Regions from separate parts of the Mus musculus genome. Here region 1 is linked to region 2. A link is a loop called in an ENCODE intact Hi-C map of the cell type or tissue named here. Cell type or tissue: left cerebral cortex. All regions are shown on one strand. Links, peaks and the distances in the headings refer to the core of each region. The heading gives the core; the rest is flanking DNA. Region 1 holds the start of Mir341 (microRNA 341). Region 2 has its middle 36 kb from the start of Gm40577.

Region 1 (8,600 bases), core at 193-8,192, 770 kb after region 2:
GGAGGGGGCTTTGGGTACTCAATAAAGGAAACACAGCATCCTGAGGCTGGTTTACAAGGATCTGAAACAGCACGGGACCGAAGAAACACTCCCTGCAAACTGGGTGGACTGAAGGGAAAGTGTTGGGGGGCACTCTAGAAACAGACACCCACCAGATTCACACCATCTACTCCCTGATGGGACCTCTAGCACCGCCAGACCCTCCCCACTGAGCTGCAAAGACCCCGCAGCAGCATCTCTCCTTAGGGCAAAACCAGCAACCTGCGTATCTTTCTGCTGGGACACTGTGCCAATTTAGTTAAGAGAACAGCACTGTCACCTGTCACACACATCGAGTAACTGGCTCAGTCACACTGTCTAGTTTTCGTTTTTTTTCTTTCTTTCTCTCTTTCTTTTTTTTAATTAAGCCTTGCTCGAAAGGTAAGAATTGATGCTTTTCCCCCTATCGCTGTTTGCAGCCGCCCCGCCTCGGCTGCTCTCAGCCCCCCGCCTGAGTTTGCGCTCAGTCACAGGACAGCAAACTGACTCACCTTGAGACCCCAAGACCTGCTGGTCCACTAACCCCTTATGACTCTCCATCGTTCCCAGAGCCCACACTTTTCTGGCCCTCCTGCAAAAACCACAGGCTCTTCTTCACTCTTCCCTTGGGTTTCCTGGGCTCCTGGCCACTTCGCACTGCCTGCAAGCCCTCTCCTTCATCTTTCATTCCTCACTTTGGAAAGCAGACACTGGACAGCTCCGACCCTCAGCCACTCGCCCGCCGCAGCTCCTGCTGCACTGCAGCACAGTCTCTGTGGGAGAGGTGCAGCCTGAAGCCACCCGGGACACTGTCGCCCCCCGCCCGCCCGCCTGCCCGCCCGCCCGCCCGCCCGCCCGCCTGCCTGCCTGCGTCCTCTGCATCTGCTGCAATTAAAAGCGCTGCCGCAGAAATCCAAAGCGTAGGTCCCTCTTCGTGTCTCCCCCCTCCTCATTTGGGAACGCAAAAACTGTAGCCCAGGCAGCCCCCTTGTGGCACTTGGGGGCGCCACAGACTCTTGGCTGCTGTTTAAAGATTTCAGACCATTTCCACTGCACCGTGAGTTGGCACAAATCTTAAGTGGCCCAACTTCTATCGGATGCAGAACTCTGCTTTCTGCTCCTTTTTAAGAGTCCCCTCTCCACTCCTCTATCCCCATCCACATCTCCCTCTGAAGGAAGGGAAGTTGCCAGAGTTATCCTGTTGAATACAGCTCTGACAAGCAGACAGGTGTCTGGCAACCGTAGCAATAACCAGGAAAGTTTCTGGGAGAAGGCTGTCTCTTTGAAGGATGTTTGGTTCCCCTCTCTTATCACACAGGAATGGGATTGTCTCTCAGAAGGTTCAGTTTCCATTTCTCTCTCACAGATGGCAACTTGAGATGAGAGGAAGGTCAGGGTCTAAGTTTGTGTTTGAGGAGGTGGTCGGGGGCTCTCCCACCATAAAGGGGTCAGTATAGGGCACATCCCTAGTGTGAGGGGCTTGCCTTAGGAGGTCTCTGTTCCCAGCTTTAAGCCCCAGATGCTCAGAGGTGACACTTTTCATCGAAAAGTTCACCAGAGCCCTGGAAAATTCTGAGCACTCTAGACTGCAGTCAATACACAGAGACCCTAGCCCCCCACTAACTCTATTTATAATTTAATTACAGATGAATAGGGCCCTCTCTGCATCAGGTTAATAATGTCATTTTCATAAGCCTCCGCTAATAGGTAGGTGCCTACACCTAATTTTGACCCTGCCCTTCAAAGGGATTGGGCCACAAAATAGCTGAGATCTCAAGGACTTCTGGGAGGTGCTTATAACTAGTCAATCCATCCTTTGCCCACCCACACCACTCGGCACAGCCTTGCTAGGCAGTCTTCAGCAGCAGGGTGTGGTGGGGAGCCTCGGAGAGCCTTGGGTTTCATCCTGGCCCAACCTCACACCAGCTGGGAGACTGTGAGTATTGGACTTCTTTGCTTTTCTGTGCCATGGTGTCTTCACCAATCCAATGGAGATCATGAGACTTTTCCTCTTTGTGAAATTTCCCATGTGAGTTCTGGACAGACAGCCCACCCAGCTCAGGGCTTCAACTAGGGTGACTTGAATCCCGACTGCCATCACCCACCCTGATTGCATTGGTGTGTGGCAAAGTATTTCCTGTTTGTTTTCTCATAAGAATGATTGCAGTTCGAAGACAGGAAGCCGACTGACCGACCGACCGATCGACCGACCGACTGACTGACAGACCGAGCGATCGGCCGACCGGCCAACTGACATCATCATTTTAACCCTAACCTCACCCTAGTGATCTAGGAGGTAAGAGTGTTGCAGTGTCTGGTGTGAATGAGTGGAGAGTTAGCCATTTCCCAGAGGCTATACCATGCCCTAAGCATGCTGCCTCCTTATCTTAGCTGTCACTTCAAGGGAGAGACAGGGAAGGAATATCTCTGTATGTGTCTCTCTGCTTTATAAACCCAAATGCTTGTTATAAACCATGCAAATGCTAGTAAATGCAGATGTGGGCTCTGCAGGGCTTTCTGCTGCCTGCCACATCTCCCACATCTCCTGTGAGTTCCTCAGGCTAAGAGCTGCCTCCGGGCTGGCTTGATTTGTGTGATTAAGCCTGCAGAGGGGACTCTGCCAGGAGATGTTGTAGCGTGTATGCAGCATGGAGCTTTGAAAAGCCAGACTGTTGTCTCTCTTATGACACTTGTTACATGTCACCCTCCTCCTGGATCCCACTGGCGACTCCACGAGCGTTTATAAAGTGTCTGGTGGAGGCTAAGCTACTCTCATCTGCTTCAGTCCTCACTTCAAGCCGGTGAGAGAAAAACTCTCATCTTCATTTCACAGGGAAAGCCCGAGACTCTGAAAACTAAAGGGAATTGTGTGGCCTCACGGCTACAGAGGGAGAGTCAAGCTTAGCTGTGCAGCTTGAGAGCCCCCTGGCTCTACTGCAGCTGCTCTTGTAGCTCCCACTTCTGCAGGTCAAACGGAGCTGGCCAGGCAGCCACTGCTCAGTCAGGAAAAAGAAAAAAAAATAGAAAACAGGGGGCTTTGCATTCAGAGGCTTCTCCCTAGCAACTGGTGAAGGGGCAGAGAGACAGAGAGAGAGAGAGAGAGAGGGAGAGAGGGTCTCAGAGCTGATTAAGAGCTAGAGACAGAGCAGCTGCCCCCCCTCCCCTAAGGGGAGCACCACGCCCTCCCCTGGGCTGCTGGAAGAACAGCAGGGCAAAAGGCTCAGTAACCAATGGCAAGAGAGCATAGGAGAAGCACCCCCAGACAGGTGGAAGAGGCCCCAAATTTATTCTCAGGGTGGGTGGGGGTTTTGCTATTGACGACAGCACAGAGAGGACCCTGAAGAGAGGGAGCTTGCCTCCTCTAAAGACCTGAGGGCCGAGACATAAGCAGGCTGCTGTTGGAGCTGCGGAGGCTGATGTAAAAGACAGGGGAGGGCTGAGAGGAGCGTCTCAGTACGTGAGCCCCCAAGCAAGCGGCTGGGGAGAGAGAGCTCACTGCTACTGGAGGCACCCGAGCAGAGAGGCAGGCCGGTAGGTGATGGGGAAGCTGCAGCAGGTTTCTCTAGCTGGCTAGCAGCCCAAAGGGACAGGCTTTTGAGAAGCAGCCCCAGTGCCCAGTCGGGAGCCAACAAGTGGGGCTGGCTGGAGGGTACCTGGCAGGGGTCAGGACAAGGATGGGTGGCCTTTGCCGTGACCCTCACCAGAGGTTAAATGGCAATGGCACCCTGATTGGTAGCGTAGTACCACTGAGGCACTGAGGGAGAAGCACTGTGATTGGGGGAGAGTGCTTTGGGAGAGTGGGGGTTGGTGGGAGCTGTCCAACTCCTCCTTAAGGGAGGGCCAGCTGGAGCAGCTAAGAGTCTTCTCTGGCTGATTTCAGGAGTGCTAGCCTGAATCATCTGTAAGGTAACAGTCTGGTAAAGTGGGTGGGGGGCATAGAAAAAGGGTCTGTCTGGTTGAGGTATCAGCTGGTCATAGAAAAAGCAGGCTACTTTTCTGGAGGCTAGATGCTAGCCACAGAGTCAGAGGGCTGCATGACCTGAATAGGGTGGGAGGCTTGGAAAAGCACCCTACCTAGTGGGAAGACTCAGGAGCCTGGGCACTGATGGCTGTGGCTGAAATGCTAGCCTATTAATGGGGGTTTCACTGGGGGCTTTTAGCAGATATACCCCTCAACCAGACACACCTGTGCTGTGTAGTTTCTATGGGAGACTCTTGTCATTGCTCCTGGGCTTGTACTCAGTATATGTGGAGTATGTGTGAGTGTGTACTTTCAGGGGCCAGCTGTGAAGGTGGCTGGGGTTTCTTGTCTATGAAATAATCAGGATGACCTGACCTGATGAAGCCTTGAGAAGGGCATATCCCAATGGAGAAAAAATATCTCCAAAACGGCAGGAAAGGAAATGCTAATGATAGAATTGTTTGAGAAAAGTTCCCCTGGTTTCTGCCTGTGACTGTCCAGTTCTTGACAACAGGATCTGGGGGCCTCAAGGTCGGTCGGCTGCTCTGACCCGCCAAGTGGGGGCAGCATCGTGTTGCAGGTCAGAGAGCCAGTGTCCACAAGATTGCCTGGCTGCTTCTGGGTTAAGGTTGCTGGGGAGGCAGCCTGGACCCCCAGAGCTTTGGCGTTTGGGTGGTTTTATTGCTGGTGCTGTTGTGATGTTGTTTTGTGATTAAAGGATTTGTTGAGAGCTCTGGATGTGGGCATTTGACATTTGGCAATGTGACAATCATACGTGTCACTAACCTTGCTGTTTTTATGTGGGGAGAGGGTCCAGGGGGCCCAGCGTGTGTGTGTGTATGTGTGTGTGCACGTGCTTGCATGCACAAGTGCGTTGACACACACTCTCACAGGTTTGTGATTAAATATTTCTGGTTAAAGGTGACTGAAGACCCTGCCGGGCTCAGATTGGATTCCCTGTGAATTTGGAAAGCCACCCAAAGTCCAGCCCAGGAGCTGGGGTCACAGGGCAGCAAGCCCTTTAGCCCCTGCTGGGAAGGGAGGGAACACTCCACCTCTGATAACTCCTGTTGCTCAAGGCAGGGGATGAAATACAGGCTTGAGGGAGTTGAGAAATGGGTTTCTGTGGCAGGGTCGCACATGGAGGAACCATCTGCCTGACCAGTGAAGAAAGAAAACATTGAAGAGAGAGAGAGAGAGGCGCCTTTGTGCAGGCAAACAAGGAGGGTCCCTTCTGTGTAAGGGGCGACAGGCAAGTTGCACTTCCCCTGAACGCACAGCACACAGACGGCTTAGTGAGTCAGGCCAGGCGTTTCTGTACCACTGAGCAGCTAAGCTTTCTGGGGGTCATCTGGAGACCACCCCCACTATTTCTCGGGAGTCATTCATGCTGAAGGCAGTGAAATAAGAGCCTCTAAATGCTTCCTGTGCGCAATCTGATTTCTTTTATTTATTTATATGAAAATAAGATTCACTCCCTACCAAATTACAGGGGAACCCAATTAAAAGCAGTAGGGTAGCTGGGCCGACCCCCAGGCGTTTGAGGAAGAACAGGGGTACCTTGGGAGGGTCTAAAAGGGGTCAGGGCTTGGGTAGGGGAGCCGGGGGCGTTATTCATCCTGGAGGCTTTTTGTTTTGCGTCTGTCAGTCATGTTCTCTGAAAAGGCAGAGCTGCCTTGAAGAGGGAGGGAATGGGTGGTACCTGGCTGGGCTGGGCTGGGTCGGGTCGCGCCGGGCTGGGCCAGGCTGGGTTGGGCTGGGCTAGGGAAGCTTGGATTTTACTGAGTACCCTGCCTGTGTTCCTATGCCAGATGACTTATATGAGTTATTTTTCTCAGAGACATCTCAATGGGCCTGTGTGAGAGATTCTGGATTTTTAAAGAAAAATGAAAGGAAGGAACCAAAACACAGAGACACTCCTGGGCTACCTAAGGACACACAGCTAGAGACCATGCAGTATCTGGATGGGAGTTAAGATGGCTACTTATGATTGACAAGCCTACTCCCACACTAAAAAGGAAAGGGTACCGACGCCATCTCACCCTACACACACATGCCACGTCCTTTGACCCTAGAGGCAAGGCCGACTCAAAGACACAAATGTCCACTCTCAGACCTGTATGTTTTATAACTGATTTGTCACAGCTCTTTCCCTATCCTGTATCCTGGGACGAGAGGGCAAGGAGCAAGCTGAGAGATTATAGTCACATTGTAAAATTAATCACAACTATGAGGTGCATGTGTGTACAGGTGTGTGCACAGGAGTGTGTCATTCCATGTGTAGTATTACGGCGATATGCAGACTCACCAGCAACACGCAGCAGGCGACATGGCCCTCTGCTTAGAGGGGCGGTCTCCGAAGTAAGTGTCGGGAAAACACAAAAGGGTCTTCTGGAAGGGGCAAAAGAACATGGTGATTAACCTCTGACCCATTTTGTTAATTACACTGGGCGGGGAGGGGGGACAGGGGGAATAGCCTTAGAATAGGAAATCCTATAAGCAAGGCATTGCAGTTCAAGACCATGGACTGGGAAATTTTGGACACAGGGTGGGGCACACGCCTAACTATGGGGGTGCTATCAGGAGATGGGTGTCAAGCTTATTCTTCAGCTTAAGCACAGTGTGTCCAGTGGGGGGAAAGGCGTGGGGTGGGGAGTATTAGGAGGGTACAAGCCGTTGAACACCGGACTTTTGTATCAGGCTTTTTTCCTTTCCCCTTGGACTTAATCCCAGAAGCTCTGGGAAGTCAGCGAAAGGGCTAGAAGGCTACACGGGAGCAAACTGGTATTTTAGAAAGATTTCTCAGTGAAAACAAATCTGTGCAAACCATTTACTCAGCTAGCCCACCGCTAAGGGGCTGGGATAAACAGAGGGATGTGTTCACCAGGCTAGCTACCAGAATGTTCTCTGTGGTGCCATCAGCAATGGCATAAAATGAAAACAGCTTAGCTCTCTTTAATCGGCCATCAGTTGAGCTGGATCACATTAATTAAAATGTGGGTGTGTGTGGTGTGCCCTCCTCGCTGATCCTTGCAGAGAACACTTTTATGGATGTATTTATGGTTTTATTTTTTAAATACCATATTGAACAAACAGGAACCCTGACCTGCCCTGATGAGAAGGATGTTCACCAGGCTTCTATCTGCACGCACTCTCCAGGAAGGGAACAGGACAGCTGGCATTTTCAATAACAGAACAGGGTGTTGCATACGTACACCGGAATATTAAACAGCTCTTAAAAAGAGGGAAATGCGCAAACCTATTGTCTTTTAATGGACGTCTGGATTTTACAATGGACCAGATTAATCATGATCTTTTGTTCCAAGACAGTTTCCCATCGTTGGTCCGAGGCACAGTGCCTTTCATTCCGCTAACGTATGCATTCATATATTCATTTGTAATAATGTCATAAGGGCTCGGGAGCTCTCTCCCCAGATCCAAGGCACTCAGCAATTACTTACACCTGCCAGGATAAAGGACCCCAGATTTCAGGGTGGCAGTAAGATGCTTAAATCACCTCCCGTGTATACAGAATCCGAGGTGCTGGGTGTCATCAGAAAGGCAATGGATCTTTGTTATGGCCAAGCAATTCTGGAGGGGAGGAAAACAAGCTGATACAAAATGCTAAAGGAAGAACGCTAGCTCTGAAACAGCCTCCGCACGAAAGAAAAAAAGTCAGGGACTCTGGAAAGGTGTGTTTATAGAGGTGTGCAAATGTACAGAAAAATGCAGGAGCCCAGGAGGACCACAGCAGCTAAATTGAGGAGGGGGCTATAGATGAGGGAGGGGCTCAGTCCTACAACCACATGGACTTTTACCAACCACCAAATTAATTAGCAGTACTTTTGCTGTACAATTACAATAAATATTTTGCATGGGGTTTTTTTTTTAATGGCTCTTTGTTATGGTTGTTGTTTATTCTTTTGGAGGATTTTACTGGCCAAACAACAAACAAACAAACAAATAAACAAGCAAAGGGAATAATCAAAAAACAAATTCGATTAAAGTTGTGGGTGCCCAAAACAAATTCTCAGCACAAAGGGACTCAAAAGGGGAGTCAAGGTTTATATTTTTTTCTCTTCCTTTTTTTTTTTTTTTAAATTTAATTTTTATTTTCTGTGCTTCTGCGCTGACGCCGCAGTCCGCTCAGCCTGTCAGTGACATGCAGCTAGCAGGTGTGAGCCTAGGCTGTGATTTCACTTCCAATCCGACCCTCAACGTCTGCAATGTACCCATGGGGGAACATTTTCCTCTTTGGTCCTTAAGAGGCCCAGAAAGCTAATGCGCTGGCCCGTGTTCTAGGGGATTAGCTGTATGGAATGGGAACTCCAGGGGAATGTGACTTGAGATAGATGCTGGCACAGGGGACACGGTCCTCTAGAGAAATAAACACAGAAGTGGTATGTGTCTCAACTGTGCAGCCTGCTTGCTGGTAACGAGCCGAGGCCATGCTACGTGCCCTGACAGCTTGACTCTTGAGCAACCCACACTATTACTGTGTACCTTCAGGGTCTAACGCAGAGGGTCCTGGCATCAGCATCACTAAATCATCCAAGTAGCGCACTGCACACTGGACTCCTCAGAAGACCCCTTTCTCTTCAAGGTACCCCAAGTCTGGCTT
Region 2 (8,600 bases), core at 147-8,146:
TCATTTCCCCACATCACGTCGAAGCAGACTGTACTGTCACAGTGTGGATTTTATGAGATGCACCCATGCGATCCTATGATTTGATGGGGATGTCAGATTGGCATGCATGGATTCTACACCAGCAGCTGTGCATAATAACACATATTTCATGCATCTCAGGGCTTTCTAGAAAAGTCTTAATGGAGGAGAGCTGTTACATCTTCCATTATTAAGTCACCTCTGCCCAGGACACCATGGGGCCTCTGTGATGAGCTTATGCATCACCAGGTATTAAGTTACCAGGCTGATTGCTTCATTCCTGTGATTTGTTTTGGAATTGCCTTAAAGAGCAAGAAGCATCCTTCTTGTCTTTCTTTTAGGGGTTCTGATCTCTGCTATTAATGGAACCCAATTAGATATGTATTAATGCGCAGATGTATCGATCTACAAATGAAAACTTCTGGTGGGGGGGGGGCGTTAATAAACCTTTGGAGCGGCGTCTTCCTTGTCATCCGACGTGTAGTCAATTCGTTTACTAATAATATTATCGGAAAATGTCACCTTCTCCATTTCCCTTGCTTCGTTAGTCTTAGACACACAGTGTTGACAGTTTCCAATCAGGCTGTTAAAATGAGCGATTCTGCAATTACGCGAGTCATTTCTGCTTTAGCTCGTAATTGCTGGACCTTGTAAGCAGCTCCTTGGGCTCCATCGGGTACCGGGCCCGATCGATCTCAGCAAAGAACTTTGCCTCTTAATTCGTGCTTCAGGGTGCTTAGAAAAGGTCACAGAGCACGCGTGGCTCGGCTCTGTGCTGGCACCGAGTGGCTGGCGCCCTTGCCTGCTTGGATGACTCCAAATAAGGCTTGCAGGCTGCCTCAGGGATGATTGTCGGGCCACATGAATCCCAACGTTCGACAATTCTCATTATGTCGCCTAATTAACGATTTAGACTTTTGGGGGGGATTACTGCTTGTCTTGCGACTCTGATAACTTTCCAGCTTTAATTAAAACGTTGTCAATTATAGAGGGAATAAAAATATCTGTAAAATTACATCCATTTAGACAAGAAATACTTAAGGAGACCTGAGGCTTTCCTAGCCTCTGAAAAATAACAATTTTTAAGAGTTTAAAAAAGTCTGGATTATTAAATGTTGGAAAGTATAAATAATTTTAAAAATCTTAAACAAGATAGGATGTATGAAGTTGTTTCTTGGCATTTTGTTCAGGAATTAAATATTTGAAAATTTCCCAAGATGTAACCATTACTTCTACATGTGGATAATATACAATGTAGTCTGATGGGGCGGGGCGGGGCGGGGCGGGGCGGGGCGGGGCGGGGCGGGGAGGCTTCTTGAGGTTTTCATTTCCCAAAATACCTTCAATGGGTTGGTGTGTTTGAAGTATATTAGACTTTTTATTTTTGATTTTTTTGGATTTATTTATTATTATGCATAAGTACACTGTAGCTGATTTCAGAAGCACCAGAGGAGGATGTTGGATCTCATTACGGGTGGTAGTGAGCCACCATGTGGTCGCTGGGATTTGAACTCAGGACCTTTCGAAGAGCAGTCAGTGCTCTTACTGGCTGAGCCATCTCGCCAACCCAGACTTTTTTTTTTTCTGTAGTGAAATAAATTTGTTTTAGTTAATAAAACAAATTGTTTTTAATTTCTAAGATTCATTATAAAATTTTGTAAAGAATCAGATTTTGAGTAATCATAATAAAAATGTAAAAGTATCCATAAAGCTTAGAGTATTGCTCGGTAGGCAGAGTGCTTACCCAGCACGCACGAAGTCCTGGGACCCAGCCCTAGTGCTACGTGGGGACCTGATGTGGCACACTGCCTGATCCAGTACTAGGGAGTCAGAGGCAGCAGAATCAAGAGGTCAGAGTCTTTCTTGGCTACAGAGTGAGTTCAGGGCCAGCCTGGGCTACACAGGACCACCCCCACCAACTCCTAACACACACACACACACACACACACACACACACACACACACACACCCTCACGAGTGGAGAAGTGACAGAACAACTAACAAAATCTATTCTTCTTTACTTGGAAGCTAGTCCAGAGTCGCTCTCTGAAGACAGAGTGGAAGGTTATGGAAGCCGGAACATGACCAGAAAGAGAAGGAACTGTTTCTACTCCTTGCAGAACAAAGAACTAAGCTGGGCCCAGACCTCATCTGACTGAGCAGTAGGAAGCACCAGACACTGTCTACAGCTGCCCTGAGCTGCCCAGCGGACAAGCCCCCCTACTGTCTCAGAGACCAGAATAATAATGACCCTACTGAGGGCAGGTTCCTGTGAAAAAGAGGAAGTCCCCAGAGAGCAGCTGGAGCCTGGAGGCTGCCATCTTGGCCTCAGGAGGCAGGCAGAAGAGAGGTGGGGACTGTTTATGTTGATAAGTACTGATAAGTTCTGATGATAAGTACCTGAGACTATGTATAAAGGACAGGGTGTGGTTCTGGAGGCTACAAGCCCAAGAGCAGGGTACCAGGATCTGGAGATGAGGAAGGACCACGGTTGAATCAAAACACAATAGGGTCATTATACAATAAACAGAGACAGCATGCAGGCTCCTCTCTCTCTCTCTCTCTCTCTCTCTCTCTCTCTCTCTCTCTCTCTCCAGGGTCCTGGGGCTTGCTATGTAGACCAGGCTGGCCTCGAACTGAGAGATCTAAATTCTGTGATTAAAGGTGTGTGCCACCATGCCTGGCTGTTTTCTTTCTCTTAGGAGCCATCAATGCAGTCTTGTAGGCTCTATGTAGGTGATGGCATCCAGCCAGAACCACCTCTCAAAGGCTCCATGTTCAGACACCATAAACATGACTTTCGGGATGAAGTTTCCAACACTTGAGACCTGTGTGTGTGTGTGTGTGTGTGTGTGTGTGTGTGTGTATGGGAACATGATGATAAGTTATTCAGCGTATGCGCATGATCAAGTTGGGGCCACTGGCATATCTTCAACCTGTAATCCTTTTATGTACTGGAAATCACACAGCTGCTTTTCTAGTCATTTCGAGGTCTATTCTCTCTCTCTCTTTTTTAAATTTTAAATTATTTATTTATTTTATTTATACGAGTACATAGTTGTTGTCTTCAGACACACCAGAAGAGGGCATCAGATCCCATTACAGATGGTTGTGAGCCACCATGTGGTTCCTGGGAATTGAACTCAGGACCTCTGGAAGAGCAGTCAGTGCTCTTAACTGCTGAGCCATATCTCCAGCCCCAATTTCATCCCTTTTAGAGCCGAGGAATAGTCTCCTGGGTAGGTCCGCCATGTTTTCCATGTCTGAGCACTGGTTACTTGGGGTGGGTACTTCTACAACAAACATGGGAGTGCAGGTAGGTGTCCTGTTTTTCTAATACATGATTTAATTATTTTTAAGATTAGAATATAATTACATTATTTCTACCCTTCCTCTTGCTCTCTCCAGTCCCTCCCATGTCCCCTTCCTTGTTCCTTGTCAAATTCATGGTCTCTTCTCCTTTAATTGTCATTCCTACCCCCTTATACACACACACACACACACACACACACACACACACACACACACACACCCTTTAGTGTATGTTCAATTTCAGGGCTGACCACTTGGTATTGGATAACCAGTTGGGCCTCATTCCTGAACCCTTGGCGCTCTGTGTAGGGGTGCAGCCCTGTGAGATTTCCCTCTTCCTGTACTTATCCAGGGCAGCCATATTGTTGAGGTATCATGAGTAAACTTTGTTATTTCTAGTGGACACAATCTCACAGCTGACTTTCTGGTCTTCTGGAAAACTGCAATCTTTCTGTTCTCTCTTTTGTAAAGTTTCCCCAAGCCTTAGGTGAAGGAACTGTAGTGCTGATGTACCAACCGGGGCAGTGCCCTGCTGGCTTGTTCTCTGCATTCTGAGCAGCTGTGGTTTTCTGTAATGGTCTCTGTTGTACAGAGGCGTGTAGGTGTCTTTTTGGTGTCGTGTATTCATTTCCTTTGGGTTGCTGGCTTATATGCCAGTTCTATGTATCATGTTTCGAATATCCATAATGGCTGTTGATTTGTTTCCGTGGACAGACAGGCAATATGCACTTTTGGGAACAAACTGTGGTGGGGGACACATTGCAGACAGGTATAGGGGGCCAGAGGCCAACCTTTGGGGTCAACAAAGAGCTGTTGAGTCAGCCCACCTTGGAACCTACTCTGCTGCTGGGCTTCCTACTGAATAAAATGACACCCATAGGCGCCTTGTGAGCTTGGATTAGCTTAGCTCCTGTTCTCTGTAGTGAGTCTCCCCCTGGGGCGCGGGGGGTGATCCTCCCTGATCAGCGACTGCAGAGATGGGTGGACAAGGAGCTTAAGAATGGATTGGGATCAAAGAGTTATGTGGAAAGAGGGCTGGGGGTGAAGGGGCCTTGGGCTGGCAGTCAACAGCAGGCAGGGCAGGAAGTACTGTTTTTCCAGCCAGAGCCGGAGGGAACCAGTCTTGCAAAGCTGTGCGATGACTCAGAAGGGAGGACAGTGTCGTGTGGGGGCGGGAGGCAGAGTGATCACTTTCCCCGCCGACAGGCTTCATCTTCAGAACATTCGATCAGAGGTGAGTGATCGTGGGCGTTAAATGCTCACCTTTAAAGGTCAACACGGCAGACAGCCGGCCTCGTGGCCCAGACGTGTGCCTTGGGTAACCGCAGTGGAACTCATTAACTTGTCACCACGGTCCTGGAGCTGTCAGATGGCCTTCCTTAGGAGGTGCTTTATCCCCAACCCCTCCCACGCTGGCCAGCCCGAAGTACCAAGTCACACAGCCCACAGAGCAGGGAGCTGAGGGAGGACATGGTCAGGCCCCCACCTGATGCTATCATCCCCAGTCTGAAGGGCAAATGGCAAGAGAATGCATGCACTGAGCACTTCTGTATGTGACACCCTGCCTGGAAGTACTTAATGCTTAGTTCTAGTCAAAGGAAGGGAGTCTTGGAGAATTGGGGATCACTCAGATGTCAGGCTCTTAGGGATCCACTAAAAAGTGTTAACCTACCTGGGGACATCAAGCTAGGTCCTGGGATGGTCTCTGACTCCTGCAGAGACCATCGCGTGAAGTGAAGCAGGCTACATCATAACACAGCGTCAGGGGCTCGGAGAGAAGAGCTGAGACCCACTCGCCTCTGCTTTCTCTTCTCAACTCTGTTCCCTGCACAAATCCACTTCCCCAAATATTTATTGAGTGTCTATTAAGCCCAAGTACTGTTACCTCCCAGCTCAGGGCAATCTCTGCCTTCTAGGGTACACAGTCTGAAAAGAGACATCATGGGTGGGACATCATGCAGGGACAGAGATGCCTGGATGGGGGACTGGGGAACATGAAGGGACAGTCAGGAAGGGACAGAGATCTGACTGCAGAAGAGAGAGAAGGATCCCACGACTCCTTTAAGGCCTGTCAGAGTTCCAGAGATGACCAAGGACCTGGGCCCGGGTAGGGCACTCACGTGTGGGGGCTGTCTGCCTTCAGGGACCCCACAGCTAGGCCACCCGAGAACCCCTGGTGTCCATCCATCCATGGGATGTCTCTGTGTGGAGTGGTGGGCCCACCAGAAGGCATGGCCTCTGAGACTTTCTGGGGTGTCCCCCTCTAGTCACTTCAGATTTAGCCCGGCTATACCCCCGACCAATTTTTCTCTCCAAGTATGTGGCAGGGTGGGGAGTCCACTTCCTGAAGGTCCTGAGTTGCTGGGGTTTGAGCAGGGTGAGGGCGAGGTGCTTTTCTAGGGCGGCCAGCTTCTGTCTGGTTCTATACCCGCCGCGGTCTTATGGGAAGACTCCAGTCCTCAGCACACAGTGTAGACATGGAGTTTCAACCCAGCGGACTCTGACCACCACCCTGCTTGAGGCCGTTCAGTGCCATGCCTCGCATGCTCTTAAGAAAATGATCAAAACCTTCAACAAGGCTCTGCTTAGTGTGCTCACACAGCATCGTCCCAACTGCTCTGAATTAATCACTGCTCCCAACCGCCTCGGATTAATCGGGTGTGAGTGTTGGCTTAATCTCCTCTCCATTGGAGTCTAGCTGGCACTGCGGTACCCCTGGAGCTGTGCAGTGACATGTTTATATGTAGAAAATTAAGCAAATAATAAAAACAGCTGGCACTGGGGTGTTATTATCTCCGAGTTCACAAGCTCCATGTTTTGCATACATTAACTTCAACCCTCAAACACCGAGGCAGCTGCTGCCGGCATTGTACAGGTGAGAAGCCCGAAGCAGCGAGGTCAGGTGACTTGTCCCAAGGTGTTCAGGAAGGGATCGGAGCCAAGCAGCCAGTCCCAGCAACATGTTCAGAAACAAGAGATGCATTACTGATTCATTGTATGAGTGGGGAAAAAAAAGGCAGACAACTTTTTAAAGGTGAGAGAAATCCCCCAGAAAGGAACGTCATTAGCATTTTATGTCATTTTTCCTCGGCATACGTTAGGTACAGCCTTAGATGTAGCCATGTTTTTGGAACCTGATGGTGTTCACTCCACGGTGCTTTGCTGTCTGCTTTTTTTTTTTTTGGTTTTTCGAGACAGGGTTTCTCTGTGTAGCCCTGGCTGTCCTGGAACTCACCCTGTAGACCAGGCTGGCCTTGAACTCAGAGATCTGCCTGCTTTTGCCTTCCAAGTGCTAGGATTAAAGGTGTGCACCACCACTGCCCAGCTTCTGTTTGCTTTTTTTTTATTGACAGCCATCTGAGACACTTTCACACAGTGCCTGATTGATTTATCTGTATCTTTTTTAAAAAAATATTTATTTATTTATTTATTAAATGTAAGTACACTGTAGCTGTCTTCAGACACTCCAGAAGAGGGCATCAGATTTTGTTACGGATGGTTGTGAGCCACCATGTGGTTGCTGAGATTTGAACTCAGGACTTTTGGAAGAGCAGTCGGCACTCTTAACCGCTGAGCCATCTCACCAGCCTCCGATTTATCTGTATCTTATGTGTGTGAGTGCTTTGCACTCATGTGTGAACATGTGTACCATGGGTGTGTGTGTGCGCAGAAGAAGACTGGATCCCTGGACCTGGAATTACACATGGTTCAGAGCTGCCATGAGGGTGCTGGGAATCGAACCAGGTCCTCTGGAAGAGCAGCCAGTGTGCTTAACCGCTGAGCCATCCCTGTGTATTTATTCATATTCTAGGGCATGGCTGAAGCAGAGATTGTACAGTTTAACCCCCTTTGCTCCTGTAAGGCCCTTTCTGCTTTGTCCATGTACAATACCAAATTATCAGACGAGGAACTGTCTTTATTATTAATATCGATTCCCAGAAGTAATTTCTAGGACAAAGGTCATGCAGGGTTTTTAAGACGGCCAATGGGTGTAATGGCTCCCAGGAAGGGGAAAGGGAGATGCATTCTCAAGTGGTGGAATTCAACAGACCCACACGTGACACCCCTCATCTACCTGGATGGGGGTCCTTGGAAATGCTGTTAGTTGGGACATGAATTGAAAAATTAAAGAAATGCACTGTCATTCCTGGACCACAGGATGTGTTTCACATCCCCAGGCCTGGGCTCTCTGAGGCTTATGCAGCTGAGAGGAGAAGGGGGCTGCCCCAGGGCCTGGTGGGTATGCGGGCTCTGCCTGATCTGCGTCTACAAGGAGGATGTGAGCTTTCCAAGCCAGACACTGGCCATTTCTTCAGCCTGGAAAATTCTGCAGTCACGAGTGGGATTCTTTTAATGAATTAGTTAACATCTCAAATGCTGCCCCATCCCAGCCACCCCTTCACAGAGTTCCCCTCCCCCTCCCTTTCTTCTCTGAGAGGGTACCCCCCCCCTCCCCGTATCCTCCCACCCTGGCGCATCAAGTCTCTGCAGGATTAGGTGCATTCTCCACTGATGGGATTCTTAAGAAAATCCCAAAATCCTCTTAAGAAGATGATGAGAATGAAGTTTATAAGGTTCCAGTTACCGGGAACAACTCAACAGCGTGTTACGGCCCCAACACAGCCCGGCACAGCCCCTGGCACAGAACTTGCTGGCAGGGATGGAACAGATCAGCACGCCCACTGCTGTGGAACGGACTAGTACGCCCCCTGCTGGCAGGGGTGGAATGGACAAGGCTCGGTGTGAGTCATGAGTCATAGTGCTGAATTAAGGAAGAAGAGGATGTTTAAACTTCTGTCCATAGGGCTATTCGGAGGTGAAGAGCTTCCCCAAGACCCTGGACCACAAAACTAGAGGGTGGTGGTTCTGTCCTTTCAATCCTGTGTGCACTGTCCACCCCACCTCAGCCTCAGCCACCGCAACTACCCTCTTCCCCCGCTTATCACCCCCGTAGATCTGCAGAGGAGAACAGGGCTTGCCTCAGGAGCTGGCTGGTGACATCTGTCAGGAAGAATAAAGCCTTGAGTGCCTGGGCACAAAGCTTGCCTAGGTGGAAGGCTTACCTGGCCACACCCAATGCCCAGCTAATCCCAGCAGGAGACCTGCCAGGCCATCTTCAGCATCTGCATTGTGCCACAGAGGGCGCAGATGTCAGCGAGGTGAAGCCACACGCTGAGGATCATGGGGGCAGAAAGGTAATCTGCCTAAACCCATCTTCTCATGCCCCACCACACCCTGAGATCAGACAGGCTGGGGAAGGCCAGCGACTC

Evidence for each region. A loop is a pair of places that touch in the nucleus more often than their neighbours do. Peaks named below come from ENCODE experiments on the same cell type or tissue, not always from the same donor. Only the 100,000 strongest peaks of a DNase experiment are listed, where the experiment ranks them.
Region 1: it touches region 2 in a loop (2.7-fold over the local background); 3 of 42 quality-filtered maps call a loop at or near these places.

The regions. Positions count from the first base shown.
Region 1 is chr12:109,605,184-109,613,783 of GRCm38, reverse strand. It overlaps Rian (RNA imprinted and accumulated in nucleus), which reads right to left. Exons shown (of 21, transcript NR_028261.1): 2 at 7,443-7,570. Mir341 (microRNA 341) reads right to left here and starts at 2,284; the gene lies at 2,189-2,284. Mir1188 (microRNA 1188) reads right to left here and starts at 1,962; the gene lies at 1,843-1,962. In left cerebral cortex, for the core only: CTCF peaks have their summits at 1,012 (motif pointing left) and 4,527; no DNase peak of the experiment used is centred there.
Region 2 is chr12:110,377,388-110,385,987 of GRCm38, reverse strand. No RefSeq gene overlaps it. Among named protein-coding and RNA genes, the nearest start is that of Gm40577, 36 kb to the left of the region's middle. In left cerebral cortex, for the core only: a CTCF peak has its summit at 8,035 (motif pointing left); DNase peaks (open chromatin) are centred at 770, 4,475 and 8,026.